Regions from separate parts of the Homo sapiens genome. Here region 1 is linked to region 2. The links are chromatin loops, found by intact Hi-C in ENCODE. Cell type or tissue: K562. All regions are shown on one strand. Region 1 holds the start of HOXB2 (homeobox B2). Region 2 holds the start of HOXB9 (homeobox B9).

Region 1 (8,000 bases), 81 kb after region 2:
CCCTGGCCTGAGAGGTTGCTTTTAAGTCTTCCACCCCTTGTTCCATCTGCCTGCCAACCCATCGGAAAGGAATCCACATCATATTGGAGATGACCCCATCAACCCCAGGGCTCCAGCACTACCAAGTTGGAATTCCACGCCCGGGAGTGGGGTAGAGGAAGACGAGACAGGACGAGGCAGAAAAGCACATTTTAAAAACCAGACAAGATGGCTAGGCCATCACCAACCAACGGACTTACCTTACATCTTTGTAGGTAATTCCCCCCAAATCTTGATTTTTTTTTTTCCTCAATTATCCTTTAAAAAATAAGAAAACACATTTCAAACCCAAAAGGCACAAAACACGTTCCCTTCCAACTTTCCCAAAACCTCAAATTTGTTCCCATTTGAGGTTTATTGAGGTACACTTCTAGCCCCCGGTTTTTCTGCTCTAGAACATTCATATCTATACATCCCACCCCCATCAATTACAGTTTTTAGAGGGCTCAGGGATGGTGAGAGATCCTGAAAGAGCTGCCTATATTATAAATTATATACATTTTTTTTTAAGGAAAAGTGTGGAGGCTAGGGCAGGCAGGTTGTTAGGACTGAAGGTTTGCCCATTCTGCTGCCTCCATCTCAGCTCCAGCTCCATCCCCCTCTCCACAGAAAGCAGTTGGTGACACGAGGTTCTATACTTTTCTTCTGTTGCTCTCTTGACTTAACGTGAAAACAGGGTATATTTGAACAAACTGTCCCAGGCAGGGGCTGGGCAGGGCCTGTGTGCCTTGCTCAGCCTCCTGACAGGACACTTTTGTTGCACTTAGAATTTACATTTTAATGGATGTAAAAACAACTGTGAGAGATGTCTGGGCCTGCAGAAGTCCAGCATTGCTCAAAAAAGCGTGTGTTCTAGTGAACATTTTCATATATATTTATTGGTTATAGCCTGTTAAAATATTTTCTTTTTTGTATTATTTATCCCCCTACATTATGTATTTATATGAGGGAAAAAAAGGAAAAAATTGTACTTTTTTAGTATTTACCTGTTACAAAGGACATTGTGTTTCCTGTCATGTAAAACCAGCTATTTTAGTTACTATTGTACTCTAGAAAAGAGCTGTAGATTTATGTTAAACTCGTACTTACGAACAATTGTAATTAGTTCTAAAAGGCATGAACTCAGCTCCTAATCGTCACTGTATAGTCCTGAATTTGTAGAACTAGAGTTAATTCCCTCTTGGAACTTTCTTTGTTCTTCAGTAGTTACTTTTTTCCTTACCTAAAAGGGTTGTCTGTCAAACAATTCTTGAATAAACTTTCTGTTATCAATTTTATCTTGTCCTGGTGGTCCAATTTAGATAGCAGAGCAAGGCTGCTGACTGCCAAATTTCCCCCAAGGGAAGAAGGACAAGGACAAGGACACTGAAGACCCTTCCCTGGCCTTTTTGTCCACTGCCCAGGTTCCTGTCTCCCCCTTGATATGTCTTAAGTTTAAATACCATTTTCTCACTCATAAGAGCCTGTAACATTTTGCCAACTTCTTCAGCTGTGGTTTAAGTAGCAAGTTGGGAGGTAACGGGGGACTCTTGGATGCTCTCTGTAGGTTTTTCTGTTTGGCCTGTATGCCTCTAGGTTTTTCATTCATTGACCTTTCGTCTGTTAGCTCCTTTGGCCACAGCGTCCATGCACCCCCCACCCCCCACCCCTTCCCACCACCACCAAGAAAATCTGGCCGATTACGGTTTCTTCCACGAAACCTAAACTTCACAATCCTCTTCCGGAGCCACAAAGAAGGTGTCACGTGACCCGAAGCCCAACCACCATTGGGTCTAAAATGAAAACAAAGAAAAATGATTAATCTAAAAAAAAAAAAAAAACAAAACTGAGGCCTAGACTTCTCAGGTCAAACTTTAAAACTAAGTAAAATTAAATCACTAAATAAAACTCGAGGCGGAGGGAGGGGAAGCACGTTCGATTTCCCCTGCCAGAGAAAGGGGAGAGGAGGGTGGGAGAAGCTGTTGGATCCAAGCGTAAATAAAACGGTCCCCAGGCTAATGTGCGGCTCTGTTTCCATCATCCTTGGGAAAACTTCATTTCTTAGTTGTGGTTCCATAAAAGTTTTATCACATTGGAGTGAAAATAGAGAAGGTCTGTCAAAGATGAAATGTCACCGCCGAGTCGCTGGAGCCGATAAGAGCGAGAAGACAGGGCGGCTGAAATATGGAGCTAATTCGTTGAAAGAGAAGCGATGGCTGCTTGCTGAAGAGCTGCATAATTCTAATTGTAAGCGATGTGCCCGCATTGCTTAATTAGGAGCATATATTTGGTGGTAGTGATGTTGGGGGAGTGAGAATCGTTCCAGGCCCTGCCTTAAAGAGAGGGCTGATTTTCATTTTTATGTTGCATCCTGGCAGTCCAAGGTTAGTAATTATAGTCTTTATGCAACAATAAATAACAATAAAAAAGCAACCTGAACTCTACGCCCTCCCCCTTCCCCACCACCAAGTAGGATTTTAACTGGACTCATCCAAGCAGCAAGCAATTTAGCATTGGGTCAGGCTATAATTTAAAGGCATAAGAGCGTGCAAAGTTTGATTGGGATCAAATAACGCTCAAGGGTTTTTCTTTCTTTCTCTTTCTCTCTTCTTCCTTGAATAACATTTTCTGAATGATATAACTAGATGAAGCACCATGTTTGGCTCTGGGGCTGGGTTGGGTTGTTATTTATCTAGCAGGAAAGAGGCCAAGAAAGAGAATTTAGCTTAAGTTTGAAAAACAGAGCTTTGGCTCGAAGCTGGAATTGCAAACAAGAAAAATAAGAACCAACTTGGCTTGGTGTTCCCTATCCTTCTCTTTGGAAGATTCCAGGCGCTCAGCTAAAGCAGCCAAAGACGTGGGTAAAATATCCGTGCTGTTAAATTCACAGCAGGACAGGGGGGCGGGGGAGGGATGTCTCTGAAAAGGAGGGTTCTCTGGGCCCCTTTTAACACCCAAGTTTTCCGCTGTTTGCTAATCTGGCCATAAAATCTGTCAGTGAGGGTTAGAGAGAGCTGTATTTCCTGCAGGGACAGTCTGCCCGAGTTGCCTGAGATAAGCTCTGGATCCTTCAGCCAGCTACAGAAGCTGTTGCTAAACTTTCAGAGGTGTTCAAGGGGGTGGCCAGAGGGAGAACCCACTCTCAGGCCTCCCTGCATGACTTCCAGACAGCTACTATTTGGATTATTCTATGCCCACCCCCATCCACACCTCTAAATGGCAAAAATTGTTTTCTTTGGAGCCTAGTTGCACACTACTGTCGCTGGCCACTTTGCCCAGGTCAGAGCAGCTCTCTCTGTTCTGAGCCCTCCAGAGCATGCCTCCTCGGTCCCTGCAGCCCCCACCTCCAACTCCCCTTTCTCCATCCTCCTCTCCCCCACCCTCATGCTTCTACTCAGACTTCTCTGTCCTTCTTTTTAAGTACTCACGCAGATGTTACACTGACAGAAAGTTTCTAGTTCCAGCTCCGGGCTCAGTTGCCATTTCTCTGCTAACCAGCCTTCTCCTCCTGGCTGGGCAGCAGAGAGAGAGGAGGGGGAGGGGAGGCCAAAGCCATGGGAGTTCTCCAGGCAAACTTTCCACCCAACTTAGCGCTTTCCCTCTGTCCCCATTTCCCATCTGTTTCCCAGCTCTCCCAGAATCACCCTTCTCTTTTGCACCCCCACCCCCACCCCCAGGCCTTTTTAAGGGATGTGAAATTTTGGCTGTTCGCTCTGCTTTCCCAAAGAGCCAAATTCTTTGATGCAATCGGAGGGAGCTGTCAGGGGGCTAAGATTGATCGCCTCATCTCCTCTCCATCCGTCTGACCCACTTATTTAAAAATCTTCCCCCAGATCGACTTTTCATTTTCTGCTTTGAGGCCTAGTTTCCCACCAATTGCTTGGGGCTCAGAGTCTTGTGCCCTCTCCCCATAGTAAATTACAACACTCTAAACTTCAGACTATCTTGGTCTCCTCAAAATAAAATAAATTTTAAAAACATTTTCCCCCAGCAGCCAGAAATGGAATATCATCTCAGTGGTCATTATTTCCACCCCTACCATCTTCAGGGAATTCTTCCTTGTCAGGGATTCTTTTTTTTTTTTTTTTCTTTTTTCTTTTTTAACTAGCACAATGGCAAAAATGGGAGGGAAAGTCTCTTTGTCCTAGGGGAAAATCTCCCCACCACACTCATGCACACACATAACGCTGATCTGAACTTTGAGAGTGCTCTAAGTTAAACCAATGGCTACCTCAGTTCTTGTTCATGTCCCTGGATATGGATACAGATACAAGCTTGAGGCTTGAGTGGGTACATGCACATCTTAGACTCTGCCTGTTTTTGGGGGATGTCACAGAGAAGCATGGAAGCCTGAAAGTGAGGAAAGCAGGGGTACATAAGGGGCAGAGGCAGTGCTGCAAACACTGGGCAGAGAAGAGAACCCAGACCATACAGCGATGGAGGCCAGAGGCCCAAAAATGCCCCTTATGCTCCATCTCACTCCTATGTGTCTGCCTGGGAGTTCCTGTCCATTTCCCAAGATTTAACTGTTGTTTTTGGAGGGTAACAGGGATAGTGGTGTGATGATTGTAAATCTCTTTCTTATTTTCACCTTAATACTGACCTTTTTCAAAGAGTGGAAGCCTCTTTCGACTCCCTCTTCCTCCAACGCGGAGATCCTCACTCATCTTTTCCTGGGGAAGGGGAGAAGGGAAGGGGATGCTGCTGGCCACGTAAAGAAGGCCTTAATTTACTCTATTAAAATACTTGGAAAAGAGGAAGGTTTCTCCCTTAGAGTCTCTTCTTTTCCAGGCTTCTGAAACCTTCTAACCTTCGAAGGGGATGAGGAAAAGGTTCCTCTAGCTTTTCTGGAGAAACGGAGGCATTGGGGAGAGAGCATGTGAGGCACTGGTGTAGGAATGGGGGCTCATGGTGTCCTGGTCGTGGTCCTCTGGTGTTTTTGAATCAATTAAACCAAATAATGCTCTCTGTTTTCCACCAGGCCCAGACGAGCGATTGGCGGAGGCCGGTCCCGTGACCACGAATTCCCTGTAATTTCGCTGGAGTCCTGGGTTTAATAGAGAGAGTCCCCATACGCTTGTATTTATCAGCAATATACAATTATAAAGGCCCAAAATTAAAAAAAAGAGAGACCGAAATCTCCCCCTCCCAAAATCGCTCCATTACATAAATCGGGGGGGGTGCAGGAGGGGGGTCCCTTCCGATCCTCCCTCCTGACGCCCCCCCCAGCAGCCCCCTCCCCCACCATTGAAAGCCATGAATTTTGAATTTGAGAGGGAGATTGGGTTTATAAACAGCCAGCCGTCGCTCGCCGAGTGTCTGACTTCCTTCCCCGCTGTCTTGGAGACATTTCAAACTTCATCAATCAAGGAGTCGACATTAATTCCTCCTCCTCCTCCTTTCGAGCAAACCTTCCCCAGCCTCCAGCCCGGCGCCTCCACCCTTCAGAGACCCAGGAGCCAAAAGCGAGCCGAAGATGGGCCTGCTCTGCCGCCGCCACCGCCGCCGCCACTCCCCGCTGCCCCCCCGGCCCCCGAGTTCCCTTGGATGAAAGAGAAGAAATCCGCCAAGAAACCCAGCCAATCCGCCACGTCTCCTTCTCCGGCCGCCTCCGCCGTTCCGGCCTCCGGGGTCGGATCGCCTGCAGGTCGGTAAGCGTGGTGGGGGTGGGGTGAGGGGCAGCTAGAAGAGGGGGAGAAAAAGCAGTGGAAGGAGGTTTAAAAAAAATGGTGGCGAGCCTGTTGGGGTTCCTTACCCCCTCCATTCCTGGGATGGGGAAGTAGAATATCCCACTGGGGTTCAGGCCTGGCCGCTAACAGCGTCTTTTTTTTTTTCTGTCTCTCTCTCTCTTTCTCTCCCTATGGCTGATTTTGGAAGCTGGTTGGGGAAACGCCTTTTTTTCTGCTAGAAGAAAATGATTTGATTGAGGTTTTCACCCGTATCTGTGTAGGGGAATGAGTATGTTGTTGCTGGGATAGACCCTAGAAGCAGAAAAGATTCGGTCCTTTCTGCCCCAACTCTAGGAGAAGAGGAAGAATTCAGAGCTAGGGAGGAAGAGGGGTGAAGAACAATCTTTCTGACCCTCGCTCCGGTTGAGTTGGAAAGTTCCGAATTGAGGGGTCCACTGGGAGGGCTTGGGAGGGGGATCTGAGGTTCCGGCGCCGAAGGGAGCCGCTCTCCGCCCCCTGCGTGGCCCGTGGGCGGCTCTGAATGCTTTGCCCTGACCCGGGCCGGGGCTGTAGACTAGAGAGGGAGAGAAGAAAACCCAAAAGCAGTAAAGCGAGCGGCTTTGGGGTGGGGGCGGGGGTGGGGTGGCGAGGAAGGGGAGAGGTGATACTGGTTTTGGAGGATGGGGTAGTCCGAACTGAGGTTGGGCTGAGTACACGGCCCGCTATGACGCCGAGCCTGTTTTCCCTGCAGATGGCCTGGGACTGCCGGAGGCTGGTGGCGGCGGGGCGCGCAGGCTGCGCACGGCTTACACCAACACGCAGCTGCTGGAACTGGAGAAGGAATTCCACTTTAATAAGTACCTGTGCCGGCCACGCCGCGTCGAGATCGCGGCCTTGCTGGACCTCACCGAAAGGCAGGTCAAAGTCTGGTTTCAGAACCGGCGCATGAAGCACAAGCGGCAGACGCAGCACCGAGAGCCGCCGGATGGGGAGCCTGCCTGCCCGGGAGCCCTGGAGGACATCTGCGACCCTGCCGAGGAACCCGCGGCCAGCCCGGGCGGCCCCTCCGCCTCGCGGGCGGCGTGGGAAGCCTGCTGTCACCCGCCGGAGGTGGTGCCGGGGGCCTTAAGCGCGGACCCCCGGCCTTTAGCCGTTCGCTTAGAGGGCGCAGGCGCGTCGAGTCCCGGCTGCGCGCTGCGCGGGGCCGGCGGGCTGGAGCCCGGGCCATTGCCAGAAGACGTCTTCTCGGGGCGCCAGGATTCACCTTTCCTTCCCGACCTCAACTTCTTCGCGGCCGACTCCTGTCTCCAGCTATCCGGAGGCCTCTCCCCTAGCCTACAGGGTTCTCTCGACAGCCCGGTCCCTTTTTCCGAGGAAGAGCTGGATTTTTTCACCAGTACGCTCTGTGCCATCGACCTGCAGTTTCCCTAACCTGTTTCCTCCTCCCGGTCCTTTCGACCCCCGCGCTCCTTGGCCGTCTACTGGAAAAATCGAGCCTCTCCCACCCTCAGTCGCATAGACTTATGTGTTTTGCTAAAATTCAGGTATTACTGAATTAGCGTTTAATCCACTCCCTTTCTTCTTCTTCTAAAATATTGGGCACTCGGTTATCTTTTAAAATTCACACAGAAAAATTCCGTTTGGTAGACTCCTTCCAATGAAATCTCAGGAATAATTAAACTCTAGGGGGACTTTCTTAAAAATAACTAGAGGGACCTATTTTCCTCTTTTTTATGTTTTAGACTGTAGATTATTTATTAAAATTCTTTAATAATAGGAAAAGGGGAAAGTATTTATTGTACATTATTTTCATAGATTAAATAAATGTCTTTATAATACCAAAACGAGTGTTTGTGTTGGGACCTAAACTCTTTCCCCGCGGCCCCAAGGCCGGTCCTCACCCCTCCAGGACCTGTGCGAAGTTGATTAGGTTCAGCGGCCCATATGGCAGCAAAGCCTCCAGGGCCGGCGAAGTCCGGGTGGTACAAAGGTGACCCGATTGATGGCCGCTTCGCCCACGGCTCCGGCAAAAGTCGGGAGTTTGCAGGAAGCTGGGTCACCTCCCCGCCCCTCAGCAGAGGGTCTTTGGTCCTGAGCGGGTGGTTCTGGGGCCTCTGCTTGGAAATAGAGATGGGCAGGTCGAGGGAGAGAGTGTACAGCGAACAGAGGAGGGTGAAAGGAGAGGAAGCCTGTGGACAGTCTTCAGGGTCGTGGCGGGGGCAGAAGTTTACTGGAATTGGGAACAATCCAAGGGCTTCCTAGGCTTTTGCTTCTTATGACCGAAGCCGGTGTAGGACCTTTTTCCGAACTCAA
Region 2 (8,000 bases):
GAGCAGAGGGGCATTAGGGAGACCCACCCCTAGCCTAGGGGAAATGGAGCCTTCAACCCACTGTCCTGATAAGCAAAGGCTAACAACTCTGTCCCTTGACAGTTTCTCATCCTCTGGTCTGGGTGGAGATGGCCTGGCGCGTCCCTGCGGCCTTATCTCACTTCTCCCTGGGCCTCTCACAAACCTGCCCAGTCACTCAGAGCCTGACTGTCTTCCATCCCTGGTGTCCCTTGGCCACCCCCTCCCAGGAAAAGTGCTGTAAAAAGAAAAAAGGAGAATGTTAGAGAGAAAGGAGGAAATAAAGTCTTTGGAAAGCAGAGTTTTACAACAGCCACAGGTTTTATGGAAGCAATTTCGTAATAACCTTCTACCTGCTCGCCTCCTTTCCGCCTGCCTGCCGCCCACCCCGTTTGGCCTCCTGGATGCCCCCTCCCAAGGAGTCAGCCACCCCCATCGCCTTGGATATCCTTGATGGCTGAGAGTTGGTAAGAAGATTCCTGAGGTGGGCTTGGGCCACTGACCTCTCAGTCCTTCCTTTCACCTCTGACATCCTGGGAGGGAGGTTTGGCAGAAGATTTCATTACTTCACAATTAAGATCCCCACTTGGGGGGTGTGGAAGCACCGAGATTTGAACCTGAGTATGCAGATTCGATGTGATACCTGTTTTGGAGGCCGTTTTGCATAAAGGGTAAGGATTTTGCGATCTTGTGTCCTTTCCCACTGGGGCAAGTGTCCTCATGCCTCACTCTTTCCCAGAGTGGGTCTGGACTGTGATCTTGAGTCTGAAGAAATACCTCTGGTGCTTGGAGACATAGATTTGGGGACTTTTCTAATTTTGTTGTACACAGCAGTGCTTTTGCTTGACCTCCACAGTCACTTTCACACTCGGCTCATCTCTGTCCACCTCTGCTTCATAATTCTGTGAGACACATGTGCTTATAAGTAACTGTGCCTCCACCCCCGCGCTCATCGCTGTCATGAAATAGGCATCACACAATGCACACCGTCCCTGCGGTCTTGGGTAAGAAACACAGTAAAGGATTTTATGGTCAAACAAAGAAGTCACAAAATTTCATAACCTCTTCTGGGCCACTTTGAAGCATTTATTTTACCTTCCAGAGAAACATTTTGGAAAGAAGTTGTCGTAGAATCAACGTAGTGTTAAGTCATATGCACTTGTTTGAGGATACGCTGTATATTTTGCTTGAATATCAAGTCAAGGGACAGATTTTCAAGTGCGACATCTGAATTAGCTAATATTTTATAGCCATAATTCAAGTACACAAATACCCAAGCTTTTGCCTTTTCCATAGGTGTGTGATGGTTATAAAAATGTACACACAACCTTTTGGGTAACTGATCTTCTTACACGAGCAGAATCAGAAACCTCCATCACTCACAGAGGTTATGCATGCATCCACATATGCACGATTAGATCCTGCATACACGAACGCCCAAGCACAGCAAGTTTCATAGTTGGGCAGATTTATTTATTACATATTCTATATACAGTATAGAGCAGAGTGCATTTGCACACTGGGTTCCCCATACAGAAATATTGATTTGAAATATACATATAGGACACACACATCTATTTACATTAAACACGCGTAAATTTCAGCTAAGCTTATTAATTAAAAACAAACTATTTTTCCCCATTCTCACTTATTGTTTTTCTTTCTTCTCCCATTTCCTTCCCTTCCTCTAGATTTTCTCTCTCTTCTTACTGACAAGGACCCTTCCAAAAGTCACCCCCACAGCATAGGCACTCACCGGCTGGTCGGCCTCTGCTCTTCAAACCTCGGCCTCACTGTTGGCTGCTCTGGGCCCCAGTGTGGCCAGGAGCTGCGCTTTTTTCCCTGCTTGCCCTTCTCCAAGCTACCAGCTACTGGCCCCAGCTGTGTTCAGGCGAGGCTCCAGTGCAGGGAATGGCAAAAGGCTGCAAGGGAAGGCAGGGTTTTCCTTCTTTCTGTTTAGGATTGGGGGTGGGGTATGGAGCAGTTTTGCTCTCTTAGGATAAGGTGACCCCCACTGAAGCAACCCCTTTACTAAGTGTCTTTGGAAGCTGGGCTCCAGGAGCCACAATCCTGTTTGCTATCCTCCTTCATGGTGGGTACCATTGTCTGGGGAGAAAACAAGGCTTTTTTGGTGGGAGGGAGTCCACAGTCTCTCAGCTGACCCTTTAATCATTTGCCTGAGCTGGAGTTGAACTCCAGTTTGGGGCAGCAGTGCTTTCCAGAAAGCTTGGCTGGGGTGGGACTCCTTGCTTGGTGCATTTACCTGGACGGCAAAGAGCTGGGATGCAGACTACAGGGCTTAGGGGCCAGTTCATTCTCTTTCCTCTGGAGTCATTGCTCCCTGAGAAGACCAAGACCTCCAAAACCTGTCATTTTAAAATTGTCTCCACTCTCCAGCTTCTTCATGAGCAAAGGCTAAGTTCCGATCTCAGAAAAGAGGCCTAAGTCCCCTTCTCACCCAGCACTCAGGAGCCACCAGGGAATAAAGGGCAACTCCTCAGACAGACAGCAACCCACAAACCCAAATCTTGTCTGCTGGGAGAACTCACCCTTGTAGAGCACAAGCCATCAGCCCAAGTGTTCTTCTTCCTCTAACTTCTTCCCTAAACTGAGTGGTCCTCTTGACTCCTCTCTTGTTGCAGAGAGGCAGCTGCAAAGTCAGGGCAGGAGAGGGAAGGGGAACCAGGAAGACGGCAGTCAGAGCGCAGTGCCTGCTTTGCTTGGGTCTTAAGGACAGCCCAGCGCTGTGACTTTTCAATAAATAAAAAAACCCCAGTCCGTAGTAAACATGTCCTTTTAGGCCCTAATTTATATACTACAGAAATCATATACTCAGCCCACCATGCTTCATAACACCATTATTTATGGCGGGGGAGGGAATCTTTTTTCCTGAAGAGTGTATTTATGACAGGTAAAGCCAACAGCAGACTTCATAGGGCTGGCAAATTGAGAACAGGTGCTTTGCCTTAACTGTGATTCATTCGCTCAGTGCCCAGCTTTTTCGCTGGTGAGTCCGGGGAGCTCCCTCGACTTTCCCAAGCGTCCAACCTCTGCTTGGAAGAATTTGCATCGGATTTTTGTTTCCCCACTTGGGTCCTATGGAAAAGGCAGACCTTCATGCTGTTTGGTTACGGATCTGCCGGGCTGTCACCCTCGGAGAGCAGGGGTGGGAAAGGAGGGGGCCAGATGGGCGCCGGCATTGATCTTTAAAAAATCATTTTGAAATCGCCATAATGTGAAGAAATATGGCGCTTCACCCTCGTATTTCACGTGTAATGACACGAGATGGCTTCATTTGGAAAGACAAGCGGGTGGGAGTGTGTGCCTGTGTGGGAGGTGATCCGCAGCCTTCTACAAGGCAGAGGGGTAGGTGGCCAAAAAGATACGGACTCAAGTTAGAGTGGCCCCTCTTTTGCTAAAAGGACCGGACTGAGGGCAGCCTGCCTTATTAGGACTCAGAGTCAGAGAGTTGCCGAGAAATCCACCCCAATCTACCCCTGAGCCTAACCAGAGGAGAACTGGGTCTGTCCAGGGGTCACACCTCCCCAAGTGCCAGGAGAGGCGACTGCAACCAGGGCAGAAGCTGAGGAGCAGGGGCTGGGAGAGGAGCGAGGAAGCCAGTCGGTGGGCCCCGGGGGAGTCCCTGTGCAGGGCCACAGAATAGATATATATAAAAAGGGCTATTTGGAAGCTCCAATGAAGGGGTCTGCAGGGGGTAAGGCAGTGAGGGGAAGAGACTGACCATGGGCTCGCTGTCCACACTGGCCCCTATATCGGTGTTTGGAAATCTCCAGAGCAGGAGCCTCAGGTGAGAGGAGTAGTACAGGAGGGCTGAAAACTCAGCCCAGGCTCCTTCCTCTTTGGATGGAAGGGGAGATAACTTGGGACCCCTTCCCTTGCTGACTGGGGATCCTTTCCCAGGCCTCTGCTCTGGTCACACCTCAGGAAAGTGGCCTTAACCCTTTCTCCTATTTAGCTCCCTCATCAGGGCAAATTTAGGGGCCTGGGTGGTTATTCAGTGGAGAAAAGGAGAAATGGCTTCCCTCACCCCCACCCCCCACGTCACCACCACCATCTTAAATCCATCCTTCTGGCCAGAGTCAGAGAAAGGCCCAATAAATGTAAAGGCGCTCTGGTTCCTTGTATTAAACTCTTTCCTAGGCTCACGTTTCCGGGACCTGATGGATCCCTTTAACCTCAAGTAGTTTCTAATTTCAGGACAGATAGTGGATTCTTGGACACTCAGTCGTTTTATTCACCTCTCTCCTCCTCCCTCAGCTACTGAGGGGCCCAGGGAAGCTCGCAGTCATGTAAATCTCTACAAAGAGTGCAAGGAGAGCCCCCTCCAAAGCGGACAACGTCCTAAAATCCCCAACTTTTCCCCTCATCATTTTACTTCATCTCCTGTGGATTGCTGCTGCTGTTGTTGTTTAATAAACATCTTTTGTCAAGGGGAAAGAGAAGAGGAAATGAGGGCCTGCGGGGTGGAGGTGTGTGTGGGGGGACAGGAGCACCTCCTCTTCCAGTATCCTCTCGGGCCTCTATGGCTTCTCCCCGGGCTGGGGCTCTCTCCCTCCCTCCGCCCTTGCTCTCCCTCCCTCCCCGACCCGCCTGGGGAGAGGGCTCTACAGCCTGCGTCCCTCCCAAGGCAGCCCGCCGCTTCCCTCCGCCTCTCCTCCGCCCCCGCCGCCCCATGTTGAGAACTGCCCCCCTTCCTGCAGCGGGAGGGGGGGACCGGGCGGCCGGTAGCTGGGGCTGAGGTTACGTGGCCGCCGGAGCCCTGACGTGATAGCACATTGCATCAGCATAAAACAATCCATCCTCGATATGGAGTGCGGTGCGGACGGATGACAGCGAGAGCGCAGCCCCCTCGCCCGATTGATTTATGTCGGAGCTGACGCTTTATCAGGCAGTCGGAAAAACTTTGACCAATCATTTTGCAAGGAGAGCTGAGACGGGCTGCTCCACTGTACTTTGTTGGCTGAGAAGTTGAGCAGGGGGTGGGGGTGGGAGGGTGGGGGGCTGGGGGGGTCGCGTCCGAAAGCCCTCACACCGGTCCGGGTGCCACCTCTCCCTGCTTGGGCGCCGCCGCGCGAGCGCTTCCCTTCCCCCTGCAAGCGCCCGGATAATGTCTGAGAATGTCCATTTCTGGGACGCTTAGCAGCTATTATGTCGACTCGATCATAAGTCACGAGAGTGAGGACGCGCCTCCAGCCAAGTTTCCTTCTGGCCAGTACGCGAGCTCGCGGCAGCCGGGCCACGCGGAGCACCTGGAGTTCCCCTCGTGCAGCTTCCAGCCCAAAGCGCCGGTGTTCGGCGCCTCCTGGGCGCCGCTGAGCCCGCACGCGTCCGGGAGCCTGCCGTCCGTCTACCACCCTTACATCCAGCCCCAGGGCGTCCCGCCGGCCGAGAGCAGGTACCTCCGCACCTGGCTGGAGCCGGCGCCGCGCGGCGAAGCGGCCCCGGGGCAGGGCCAGGCGGCGGTGAAGGCGGAGCCGCTGCTGGGCGCGCCTGGGGAGCTGCTCAAACAGGGCACGCCCGAGTACAGTTTGGAAACTTCGGCGGGCAGGGAGGCCGTGCTGTCTAATCAAAGACCCGGCTACGGGGACAATAAAATTTGCGAAGGAAGCGAGGACAAAGAGAGGCCGGATCAAAGTAAGTTATAAAAAGTGAGGAAATACCCAGGCCGAAGGCCAGGAGGGGGGCGGGGAGGGGAAAGGCAATAAACTGCGGACAATGTGAAGGGAAACTGCGGCGGTGGCCGGAGAGCGGGCCGGGAGGAGGAGGGGAGAGGAAGGAAAGACGGAGGGAAGGGGAAAGCTGCGTGCTCTAGAAGGGGAGACTGAGGCCGCCAGAGGAGCGCTGCCCCCACTTCTCCAAGTCCTGCGGGGAACAGGGGCTCGGGGATCGACTTGCAGCTCTCTCGGCCCTCTTTCCCCCTCTCTCCCGGAGGCCCCAGCTGAAAGCCCGGCCAGAGACCGGCGACGGCCGGGAGAGGAGCTGGCGGGGGCCGGGGCCAGCGGCCAGCGAGGCCGAGAGCCGGCGAGGGCAAGGGCCGGAGCGCACTGGGCTGCCCGGGGCCGTGCGGCTGGCAGAGCTCCCCGCGCCACGCGCAGACCGTAAAAGCCGGCCAAGGGGAAGGGGGAGGGAGCTCATTAGGATTTTATTTGCGATGCAACAGCTTGGCGGAGGATTGTTCCTAGCAGATCTCGCGCTGTAGCCGCGCAGAGTCCGCAACCGGCGACAGGAGGGGCGGGGGAAGCCCAGGACGCGGTGACTGAGCCCCCTCCCCGGATGCGCCGGCCCCTCCCCGGGAGCCTTCCCTCCGGTGGCCCCTCTCCTCCTCGGCGTCCTCGCAGGGGCTACCGCTTCCTTTTCTGCGGTCCCCCGCTGCTCTCTGCGGGGCTCCCGAGCCCCAGCCCGGGCTGTCCGCCTCTTGGGGAGTCGGGGAATCGCTTCCGAATATCGGGGCATCTCGAAGGGACCCCGGGGAGAGGAGGGGTGGGGGGAAGAGAGAGTTGCAGAGAGGCGGAGAACTTTACCCTTTGTGGGTAGTTTCCCGTCACCTCCCACTCCTCAAAAGCACCCCGGCCAGAACGCCAAGTCTGGCTGATTTTCAGGAGGTGCTACTAGATGAGAAGAGAGGGTTCTCCTATTATTTATTTTTAAGGTTGAGAAGGGCTCATCGGTGAGGGAACTCAGCCTCAAACAATGACTCGCAGGCTGGTGGATCAGGTCCTCGTTTCTTACTCTTTTTGGGAAGTAGGGATGTTTTAGTCTCTCCTTGCCCTGCTAGATTTCCCATTGACGGAGTGGCCCCAGGGCCCTTTAGAGCATCCTTGCCTGCTGGAGAGTAAAGAGCAGCCCCATTCCTTGCAGGGTCCTGTCACCTCCAACCTGCCAGGTGGAATCCTAAGAGCTGGCATTTAGGGAACACATTCTTCCCCAACCCTCCCCGCACACTCCCAAACAGATCCCCCACCCTAAACCCCCAAATTCTGCCTGAAAAGCCCATTATGGCAAGGCAGCCATTTGGCTAGGATCAATTATTAACAGTTTTTTCCCTCTTTCATATTTAATGCGGCTGCGGGTCCCATCCCAGGCAATCACATTAAGGAAATAGCGCTGCAAATTGGTAAGACACGGTACTTAGTGTAGGATGAACCAAATTTTTTATATAAAAAAATCCAGTGTTTTTCACTTGGGGAGAAGGAAGCTAGTAGCTGGTGGCTGTTATTTTTAATTGGCTTAGCTTTATTTGGCAACTTTTTTGAGTTCCAGAGTAGGGGGAGAGAAGGTAAGAAGAGAAGCCTGTATATATTTTTGTTTCCTCTCTTCCACTCGGTTACCCTCTTCTCCCCTCCAGCCCCCACATAGGATCAATTAAGGCTAGGTGTGCTGTGAAGGGCTTCCTTTTACCTCCACATCACCCCTGGCTCCCCACCTTGGGACTGGAGCAATTTTATTCCCTAATTTCCCTGCACTTGCGTTAACCAAACTGTGAGCTGAGCAGGAGCTGAAAAGGAGAGAGACTATTGCAACCATAAGTTATCTGTGAGCCCCCAGTGCTCCCCTGTCCATAAGCTGGAGTTGATAAATGGTTGCAATTGCATTGCGTGTGAATTGGAGTGTGCTGGCTGTTTGTGGCTCTAAGTGCAGACCCATATTCGTGGTGTGTGGTGGTGGCAGGGGGGGAGATTTCTACGCAGACACACATGCCTGCTGCCATGTGGTCTAGAGACACAAGCTTGTTTGTGATCAAGGCAGGGGATATTGGGACTGGACTGAAGGGCTGAGAGGTCTCTTGGGGTGAAGTGACACCCCAAATGCAGTGACTGAACAGACATCTCACTTCCCCACCCAACTCCTCCTCTCACCTCCTAGAGCCAGGACCCTTCAGGTCAGCCACCCACCCCTAGTCAGCCTGGGAGTGCTGCTGGTGGGACTTCAACCATGCTGAACTCTGACCTGAGTCCTAAGCA

Evidence for each region. Peaks named below come from ENCODE experiments on the same cell type or tissue, not always from the same donor. Only the 100,000 strongest peaks of a DNase experiment are listed, where the experiment ranks them.
Region 1: a loop joins it to region 2, with 7 times the contacts of the local background. A loop is called at or near these places in 3 of 110 quality-filtered maps.

The regions. Positions count from the first base shown.
Region 1 is chr17:48,542,186-48,550,185 of GRCh38, reverse strand. HOXB2 (homeobox B2) reads left to right here and starts at 5,077. Exons shown (of 2, transcript NM_002145.4): 1 at 5,077-5,665; 2 at 6,439-7,531. The coding sequence starts at 5,275. The coding sequence ends at 7,118. It overlaps HOXB3 (homeobox B3), which reads left to right. Exons shown (of 5, transcript NM_001384749.1): 5 at 1-1,316. HOXB-AS1 (HOXB cluster antisense RNA 1) reads right to left here and starts at 5,835. Exons shown (of 7, transcript NR_102279.1): 1 at 5,774-5,835; 2 at 4,829-5,065; 3 at 4,622-4,691; 4 at 1,723-1,811; 5 at 240-297. RefSeq lists an enhancer at 6,209-6,854 and a silencer at 6,662-6,951. In K562, no CTCF peak of the experiment used is centred here; DNase peaks (open chromatin) are centred at 1,715, 3,005, 5,035, 5,445 and 6 weaker places; H3K4me3 peaks cover 6,165 bases.
Region 2 is chr17:48,623,426-48,631,425 of GRCh38, reverse strand. HOXB9 (homeobox B9) reads left to right here and starts at 5,068. Exons shown (of 2, transcript NM_024017.5): 1 at 5,068-5,673. The coding sequence starts at 5,157. It overlaps HOXB-AS4 (HOXB cluster antisense RNA 4), which reads right to left and starts at 2,728. Exons shown (of 2, transcript NR_046611.1): 1 at 2,568-2,728. RefSeq lists a silencer at 3,972-4,127 and an enhancer at 5,538-6,215. In K562, a CTCF peak has its summit at 4,797; DNase peaks (open chromatin) are centred at 145, 4,735, 5,495, 6,292 and 4 weaker places; H3K4me3 peaks cover 7,577 bases.